Regions from separate parts of the Homo sapiens genome. Here region 1 is linked to region 2. A link is a loop called in an ENCODE intact Hi-C map of the cell type or tissue named here. Cell type or tissue: GM12878. All regions are shown on one strand.

Region 1 (5,000 bases), 120 kb after region 2:
TGTGTGTGTGTGTGTGTGACAGAGAGAGAGAGAGAGAGAGAAACAGAGAGAGAAGAAATCACCTAAATTTCTGTAAGAAGAGGAATAGTTACATAGACCATAGATATTACATATCATGGTACATCCATTCTGCCATTGCAAGAATGAGGGGGCTCTGTATTTCCTAACGGGTGGTGTCTATAATGCTTTGATAGAGAAAAAAATAACAAACAGGTTTTATAAAATCATCAAGGAATATGCAGTGAAAATGGCTGGGAAACAAGTAAGGGTTAAGTTTATTATGTGGGAGGAGTTGGAAGGAGAAGAAGTGACTATTACATCTCATTACTTTTTTCTCTATTGTGTGTGAATTTTTTTTTTAACCCCGAGCATGTATTACTTTTAAAATAAAGCGCTGATTTGAAAAAGGCCCCTGAAGAACCCTTTAAATCTCTAAGGCTCTTCATATACTTAAAAAAAAAATTCCATTTATAAAAATTTGATTTATTCACTCTTTTTTCTGGAACACATCTACTGCATTAAGGTACACCAATATGGTTAAATGACCCATCACCAATGGGTTTCTATAAGGACTTTCTTCTCCACTGGCCATTTCCTCTGTTACGGAGACTAACAAATTGCCAGGGAGTTAAAGAGTCTTACAACCTGTCATTAGAAACCTTTCAACAGTCTCAATGCAGTCAGGCTCATTTGATACGAGTTTTATGATTACAAAAGATTGTTTGAAGACTCTGCCCCATTCTGGATTAGCAGATGAAATCTCCCAGATCTGGTTGATCAGTATAAATAATCCCAGAGGTATTTTTTTTTTTAAAAGATGACTCCTTTATCACCAATCCCTCTTTTTGACTTGGTAAGTCAAGGTCAGAATCTTTTTTTTCTCTTTTAAGTTCTCAAGACGATTCTAATATAGAGCCAGGTAAGGGAACTCCTGTCTTGCACTGATTGAAATTTCTTTCTTTTATTTCTTAGAAATTACTATGCAATGGTGCAAGTCATTCTCTCTAGAAAAAGAGTTCCTATTTATTGGCTCAGCAACAGAAATATGTTTACAGTTGCCAGAAGTCCATGGACATGCAGAGGGAATGCGCTAGTGAGGACAGTGTTTCTTAAGGTTCTCCCATAGTGTTTCAGCCATAGAGAAAGCCTTCTAAAAGCTCACAGCTATGACATCGGCTGCACTATGATTGCAGGAGGCAGGGCTGATGAGTGTTTTAAAAAGCAGTACTTCCCAGTGATCTAATGACCTTCAGAGCTTGTCAAGGCAGTTTAGGGGGAAGTAAGCATTCTTGCTAAAATAATTTCCCCTAATATCTACCTTTGTCAGAGCCTTGCTTATGATTCACTTAATAGAGATGGACATCAGTCTTGGAGAATACTCAGTTTTGTCTTCTATGTGGATACCTTCCCCCTCCTCCACAGTGTGTCATTAACACATTATCCAGCAGTTGGACCAAACTAGGCTTGGCAACAAGAGAACTGCCTTTTACTGTATTTTTTTTTTTGTTTTTGGACTCCTGGTAGAGACTTAATCTGCTTTTCTTTGGTTCACACTAATTTAAGACGAAACTTGCGCTTTCATACTGAAAGAAAGCATATTTGCTGGCCCTGCCTGTCTCTCCACATTAATCTCCCACTGTCCCCACTGTTTTTGTCCCCTTAGCTCTGACCCTTCTGAACTGCTTACAGTTCCCTGAATGCTCCAAGCTGCCTCTACCCCGTGCCTTTGTTCTTTCTGGTCTTTCTAGTTTGACTAACACCTACCGTTCAACTCTGCAGTCAGCCCACAGGGCAGGCCTTTTCCAGCTGTGGCACCAAGTTAGGTCTCCTCCTCCAACTTCATCTTAGTAATTATCATTTTACTCTGTAAAAATTCCATTTATTTACTTTTTTTGCATAGAATATTTCTGGACAGAAATATTAGAAATAACAACTGTTTGTGTGGTTGTCTAGAAAATGTGGGAGACGTTTCATTGTATGTGTACTTTTTGTTTCTTTTGAACTTTTGTACTTCATATACTTATTCCAATAAATACAATTCAAATATAAAAACAATAACAAATCTCAGCTGTAGAAGCAATTCTATTCTTCACTATTCTCAGATTAACATATTTTAGGCAGATTTCCATATATACTTTAAAAAAATCTTTACTTTTAATTTCACAATATGTAAATTTTCTCTATTATAAATGCCAATGCAAATTAGTCTTTCTGCTACCAGACTTTTCTGACATAATACTCATGTAATTTCCATTCTGGTCTTAAATGTGTTTTAAATTGAGTATATTAAAAAATGTTTTTCTGGAGTGTATTACAAATCTGAAGAGAGACAACTATTTACAAAATGTGAACTTGGGGTGTTTTTAAATTAGTAACATTGAGTTTTGTTGAAAGAGGTAACTGTCTCACTTTTCCTGGAACTAAAAGGGGAGGCTAGACTTTCAGTGCTAAAACTGGGGAAGTCCCATGCAAACAGGAATACAGTTGTCACCCCAGGCATTCAACCAATCAGAACAAGGGGCCTGACCAGTCAGAATGAACCCTGGCCCAAAGAGAAGAGATGTTTGATGTAAAACCCCACACTGGGTACTGGTGCATAGCAATTAATTACAAGTCCTGGTTTCACAGCTCTTTCTTCATCTTTCAAGAGTTGATTGCTCATCAACTCTGTGACATTTTAAAAAGAAATACCTTAAATTCTATGTTAAACTTCATTATAAAATACGTGGCATAAAGAAGGAATTTCCCTGACATTTGATGCTGTTATGTTCTTAACTGAAGCTTGAAGATTTATCACCTTTAATGGTGCATGCAAAGTAAATCTTATTTTTAACTTTAGACTCCTATAAAAAAAAATACCATTCCGACAGTTTTTTTTTTTTTTTTCCTGAAATAGTCCAAGGTTTACTAAGAACCACTGAATACTACTGGGGCAGTATGGCAGAGATAAATAATTAAAAAGTAAATTAGCAGGTGAAACTAATGAGTTTGTGAGTGGGAGGAGCAGAAAGGCCCATAAAAAGTATTCAAGCTGAGAAGAAAGTGAAGATGATTAATTTCAGTTAGAAGTTGATATAGAAAATTTATTGCATTTTCAGCCTAATACTGAAATGCATGCTGAATATGGCTGTTCTAGACTTCATTAACCAGTAATCCATGTACATAAGAGTGACACTAAGCAAATAAATGTGGCAGACCAAAATAAATAAGTTTTCCGAAATGAATGTCTTTTAACAGTGGTTGGCTAATTAGTTAAAATAACAGAAGTCCAAAAAGCAGGTCTATGAAGAAGTTTTCTTCTTTGACAATTTCTTCTCTGTTAACAACTTGATTTCCTTATATCAGGAACCTACCAAGAAAGGGAGCAATTTTATATATTCTATGGTTCTTTTCAAAAAGATGAAACCTATAGACTGGAGACTTTGTCTACACGTGGGTTAGTCAGATCCCATGGAACATTTTTAAACTGTTTACTCTGGCCATTTCTGCTGGTTTTGGGGGACGCAGAATAGGAATTCTTTACCTGGAAACCTTTCTGGAGGCACAAAATCATTTGAAATTATCTGCGACATTTTGCGTTTATGTATCTATGTGTGTTTTCCTGCAGAAGATATCTTCAGCTTTCTTTAAACTCTAAAAGGGTTCTGTTACCCCCAAAATATTTAGTAAAAATTGAAGTGCTGGCCGGGCACGGTGGCTCATGCCTGTAATCCCAGCACTTTGGGAGGCTGAGGTGGGCGGATCACAAGGTCAGGAGATAGAGACCATTCTGGCTAACACGGTGAAACCCTGTCTCTACGAAAAATACAAGAAAATTAGCCGGGTGTGGTGGCACAGGCCTGTAATTATAGCTACTTGGGAAGCTGAAGCAGGAGAATTGCTTCAACCTGCGAGGCAGAGGTTGCAGTGAACTGAGATCGTGCCACTACACTACAGCCTGGGCGACAGAGCAACTTGGTCTCAAAAAAGAAAGAAAAAAATTGAAGTGCTACACAAAAGTGCTCCAGGGTCTGCATGCTCTTGTGAGTTCTCCATCTCTCTCTCTCGCTTTTTTTTTTTTTTTTTTTTTTTTTTGGGACAGAGTCTTACTCTGTCGCCCAGGCTGGGGTGCAGTGGCATGATCTCAGCTCACTGCAATCTCTACCTCCTGGGTTCAAGTGATTCTCCTGCCTCAGCCTCCTGAGTAGCTGGGATTAAGGGTGGGCACCGCCACATCTGGTCAATTTTTGTATTTTTAGTAGAGATGGGGTTTCACCATGCTGGCCAGGCTGGTCTTGAACTCCTGACCTCAGGTAATCCGCCCTCCTTGGCCTCCCAAAGTGCTGGGATTACAGGCGTGAGCCACCGCACCTGGCCTCTCTCTTGTTTCTTTACACTGTTCTTCCCCAATATTTTGGTGAAATAGTTTTGTAGAATTTTCTGTTTGGTTTTGCTTGTAAAAGGCTGAGAATCCAGCTCTGCAGGCAGAGTGAATGATACTTATTTCTTACTCATTGTTGCATACAAAAATACATGCTTGATATGGTTTGGCTCTGTGTCCCCACCCAAATCTCACTTGTAGCTCTCATAATTCCCACATGTGGGAGGGACCTGGTAGGAGATAACTGAATCATGGGGGTGGGTCTTTCCCATGCTTTTCTCATGTGGTGAATAACTCTCACGAGATCTGATGGTTTTAAAAAATGGGAGTTTCCCTGTGCAAGCTCTCTCTCTTTGCCTGCCGCCATCCACATAGGATGTGACTTGCTCCTCATTGGCTTCCAGCATGATTGTGAGGCTTCCCCAGCCACATGGAACTGTAAGTCCATTAAACCCCTTTTCATGTATAAATTACCCAATCTCAGGTATGTCTTTATCAGCAGTGTGAGAACAGACTAATACAATGCTATGGATAAGTAGATAGATCCACACACAGAAGGCTTGTTGATTGCCAGGAAAAGGTGGGAAAATTTGCATACATTCCCAGAAATCTTCAGGGAATAAAGAAATCTAGATCCCAA
Region 2 (5,000 bases):
TGTTCAAGCTGACAGCCAAATCAAGAACGCAATCACATTTACAATAGCCACAAAAAAGAATAAAATACCTAGGAATACATCTAATCAAGCAGGTGAAAGATTGCTACAAGAAGTACGAAATACTGCTGAAAAAAATCACAAATGACACAAACAAATGGAAAAACCTCCCATGCTCATGGATTGGAAGAATCAATATCGTTAAAACAACCATATTGCCCAAAGCAATGTACAGATTTAACACTATTCCTATCAAACTACCAATATCATTTTTCACAAAATTAAAACAAAAACTATTCTAAAATTCATATGGAACCAAAAAAGATCCCGAATAGCCAAAGCAATCTTAAGCAAAAAGAACACAGTTAGATGCATCACATTACTTAATTTTAAACTATGCTATAAGGCTACAGTGACGAAAACAGCATGGTACTATTACAAAAACCAACACATACACCAATGGAACAGAATGGAGAACCCAGAAATAAAGCCATACATTGATAGCCATCTGATCTTCAACAAAGTCCACAAAAATAAACAATAGGGAAAGGATTATCTATTCAATTAATGATACTGGGATAACTGGCTAGCCATATGCAGCGGAATGAAAGTGAACACCTCCCTTTCACCACATATGAAAATTAAGATGGATTAAAGATTTAAATGTAAGATCAGGAACTATAAGAATCCTAGAAGAAAACCTAGGAAACACCATTATAAACATCAGCCTTGGAAAAGAATTTATGACTAAGTCCTCAAAAGCAATTGCAATAAAAACAAATACAGACAACTGGACCTAATTAAACTAAAGGGCTCTGCACAGCAAAAGAAAAATATCAGCAGAGTAAACAGACAACCTTCAGAATGGGAGACAATATTTGCAAATATGCATCTGACCAATATCTAATATCCAGAATCTATAAGGAATTTAAACAACTGAACAAGCAAAAAACAACCTTATTAAAAAGTAGGCATGGCAAGGCTGGGCACGGTGGCTCACGCCTGTAATCCCAGCACTTTGGGAGGTCAAGGCAGGCAGATCACTTGAGGCTAGGAGTTCAAGACTAGCCTGTTCAACATAGGGAAATCCCTCTACCCCAAAAAAAAAAAAAAAAAAAAAAAAAAACTAGCCAGGCATGGTGGTGTGTGCCTGTAGTCCCAGCTACTTGGGAAGATTTTTTTTTTCAATTCTATGATAATCTAAAAATAAAATATTCCCATTTATGAACAACAAGCCAGGCAAGAACCCTGATAACTGGCAATCAAAAGAGACTTGCATGTAAACCTTAGGTTTACCTTATGTTTGTTGGGTTTGGTACAATTCACAGGGTTCTTGCAAGGTGCTTTCCCCTTTGAAAAGGGGTCTACACATTACTTAAATGGAGAGATGCTGCTCTACAGCAAGGTCCTGAAATTCTGCTTAACATAACAGGAAAAAAAAAACTACATACAAATATTAAATATCCTTCTAGTGGGTGCTCTTAAATACTAAAAAGAAAAAAATCAGTGTCATTTCTATATCAGCATCTGAAGAGAATTAGCAAGAAGCCTTTTTGGTTTTTATAAGGCCACTTGGGAATACCTGCAAATAATAACTTTGTACCACGATTTGGAAAACAGCAGTTGAAGAGTTAACAAGTCTAAGGACAACAGACTCCTTTTTAAAAGATAACCAAGAATTTTTTTTGTAATTACGTCCTTAAAATTCCAAAAGTGAGTCACAGTTCCAAGTGATAAGTGGAATCCGATTATCATGCTAAGATTACACACAGTTCTCTTAACGAGATCCAGTCTGAATAAATAATAATTCACAGACATGAATGGTAAGATGGCTATGCTCATCTCTCAACATATCACTCACTTGGTCGGTGAGGTTCTCAAAGGGCTGGGCTGGGTTTGTAGGCAGGAGTTTCCTGGGCAGCAGAGTTTAAATGTGACTGATATCTCTGTTTCTGGTGCATGGCCAACAACGATAAACACACACACACAAATCCACAGTTGGCAACACTGGTGAGGACAGAGGCGTGGAAGCAATGCGACGCAACCCCGGTGGACTCCTAAGAAGTCTACAGTTCCCGCAGGTGTGTGCTCCGGCATCACAAACAACTTCGCTTCCGTCTGAAACTGAAACCTGAAGGGAACAAGCCTTGGAAGGAACAGAAAGCGTTCTGCTTGATCTGCACAGTCTCAGTTTTGACATTCAGAAAGCCACAGAAAGTTCTCTGGCCTCTGTTTTCATCCTTGAAATCCAGCCCTTACCAACATGCCCAGCACATGATGGTGTATTGTGGGGACTGCTTCACTCAGTCCTCTCAAAAACCTTATGAGGTTAAGTCCTTCTACTATCCGCATTATCCAGATGAGAAAATTACCCAAGTTAACCTTCAAGTCATTTGCCAAAGGTCATTCTGATAATAAGTGGGACAAGAGCCAGAATTCAAATTGTAGTCTGAGCTGCTGGATGTCACAACTAACTACCTGACCAGAGATAGGCAACTGACATGAATAATTCCATAATGCCAGGACATCTTAGTTCTGGTACAAACATAAGGATTTTTAGAATTGAAAATATTGCATATGAATATAAAAATGTGTTAGTCCGCCAACTCCACACAGAACAATGGCTAAGAGAAGACTCTCTTTCCTCCACAGCAATAAGCTATGTGGCAGAGAGGCCACACCACTCAGCAATCAGTATACTGATCACTGACATGGATGAGGACAGAGAATGGAGATTTAACCAATTGGCATAGTACCCAAGGTTGAAATGAACAAATCATATGATCAATCAAAGAATCAAAATTTCAAACTTCCAGCAAGGCGGAACCAGACTAATACCAACAGTATGAGATTTTACCAAGTAAAATACTACATGAGATTAATCAAAAAATCATCACAGTGCAGGAGCAGACAGAGCAGTGTTTCATACAAAAAAAAAGCATTTGAAACAAATGTTTAGATCAGCACTATTCATGATAGTCAAAAGTGGAAACTACCCAAATACCCATAAAGAAATGAGAGTATAAACAAAATGTGGTATATCCATAGAGTGGACTTTTATTTGTCCATAAAATAAATGAAGTATTGATACAACAAGGCTGGGCGTGGTGGCTCACGCCTGTAATCCCAGCACTTTGGGAAGCCAAGGCAGGCAGATCACTTGAGGCCGGGAGTTCGAGACCAGCCTGACCAACATGGTGAAACCCAGTCTCTACTAAAAATACAACAAAAAAAGTACTGATACAACAAGATAGATGAACCTTGAAAATATTTTGCTAAGTGAAAGAAGTCAGACACAAAAGGCCACCTATTAAATGAAATGTCCAGAATAGGCGAATTTATAAGATAGTAATTAGTAGATGCTTAGGGCTGGAGGTGTTTAACGAAAATAGGTAACTGCTAATGGGTATAAGGTTTCTTTCGGGTATAATAAAAATGTTCTAAAATAAGATCATTATACAACTCTTTGAATATATGCAAAATACTTTAAATGAGTAAACTGTATACTATATGAATTCTATCTCAATAAAGCTGTCACCAAAAGGGAAAAAAAGCAACTGGAGCATTTAGTTGTCTGTGTGTTTTCAGACAGCAATATACAGTACTTTAGACGATAGGAAAGCTAAACTGACCTTCAGGATAGCTCAAATTTAGGAAGAATTTATGCAAGAATGAAAAATGTTGTCACCATGAAGTGGTGAGCTCTCCAGTTATTAGAAGCATTCAAGCAGAGGCTATCTAACTGTTGGTCAAGAACACTACTAATTTCACAGATTCTTGGGATTTGGAAAATAAAACACACTATCAAAAAGATGTGTTTCCATTTAGGGCTGAGAGCTCTAAGGAACCATCTCTGAGATACCAAAACTCTAATATTTTTCATGGATGACATTTACGTGACTGAGGAATTAGTAAATAAATTAGAAAATGTTCAAGAGTACAAAATGTGGAGATAGGCTACCTGGAATCAAATCCATAGGCCATCTAAGCCTTAGGGAAGCAATCAGCCTAAGACTCAAGCTTTCTGTTTTGTAAAAAGAAGTCAACAATAATAATAGTATTAATAATATAGGCTAAGTGCAGTGGCTCACATGTGTAATCCCAGCACTTTGGGAGGCCAAAGCTTGAGCTCAAGAGTTTGAAACCAGCCTAGGTAACATGGTGAAACCCCACCTCTACAAAAAAATACAAAAATTAGCCAGGCGTGGTGGTGCATGCCTATAGTCCCAGCTACTCAGAAAGCTGAGATAGGAGGATCACTTGAACCTGGGAGGCCAAGGTTGCAGTGAGCTGAGATCATGCCGCTGCACTCCAACCTGGGTGATAAGAGTGAGACTCTGTCTCTAATAATAATTATTATTTATATATATAATATATATATAAATTAATACTTTATAGGGTAATTGGTAAAAACTAAACAGCATAATGATAAGGCCTTTCTCATAGCATTTCATTGGAACAAGATTTTTAGCAACTCCATGACAGCTTGATTTTCGCCAACTCATTTTATTGGATTTTATTTTAACATTAAGAATAGAAGTCCCATGCAACCAAATCATGCCTGTAATATGGCTGTTTGACAGGCTCCATCAAGTAGAAGTTAAGTCTTTATTGCATGCTCAGGAAGTCCATATGTGAATTTAACAAGGTCTCAGCTTTCCTTCAAACCTTGTCTATTACAAATACAGACTTTAGATATATTCTCACTTTGAGATCACTTACACTGTCGACTATTTGCAGGGCAAACGAATGCAATCAAACACTGAAGTGTCAAGGAGATTAGAGAACTGCCAAGGTCTGAACTATATCAACAGCTTGAAATCAGCTCACTCAACAGTGTTGTGACAGTATTACACTGGCAAAACAAACACAGCATATCAGATATGGCATCACATTCCAGCAGTTTATTTCTCAGACTTATAGAGAAACATCCCATCATTACAGTTGTTCCCAGAGGATAAGCACAGGCATTCTTCTCGGTTAACTCTGTAACAAATGCTTAG

The links. Hi-C counts contacts between places; a loop is a spot of excess contacts. Peaks named below come from ENCODE experiments on the same cell type or tissue, not always from the same donor. Only the 100,000 strongest peaks of a DNase experiment are listed, where the experiment ranks them.
Region 1: it touches region 2 in a loop (3-fold over the local background); 1 of 110 quality-filtered maps calls a loop at or near these places.

Annotation. Positions count from the first base shown.
Region 1 is chr3:61,518,992-61,523,991 of GRCh38, reverse strand. No RefSeq gene overlaps it. Among named protein-coding and RNA genes, the nearest start is that of PTPRG, 40 kb to the left of the region's middle. RefSeq lists an enhancer at 1,455-1,534. In GM12878, no CTCF peak of the experiment used is centred here; a DNase peak (open chromatin) is centred at 2,531.
Region 2 is chr3:61,634,715-61,639,714 of GRCh38, reverse strand. The region is part of intron 1 of PTPRG (protein tyrosine phosphatase receptor type G); the gene reads right to left. It overlaps LOC124909388 (a long non-coding RNA gene), which reads right to left. Exons shown (of 2, transcript XR_007095940.1): 2 at 4,882-5,000. Among named protein-coding and RNA genes, the nearest start is that of PTPRG, 76 kb to the right of the region's middle. In GM12878, no CTCF peak of the experiment used is centred here; a DNase peak (open chromatin) is centred at 2,204.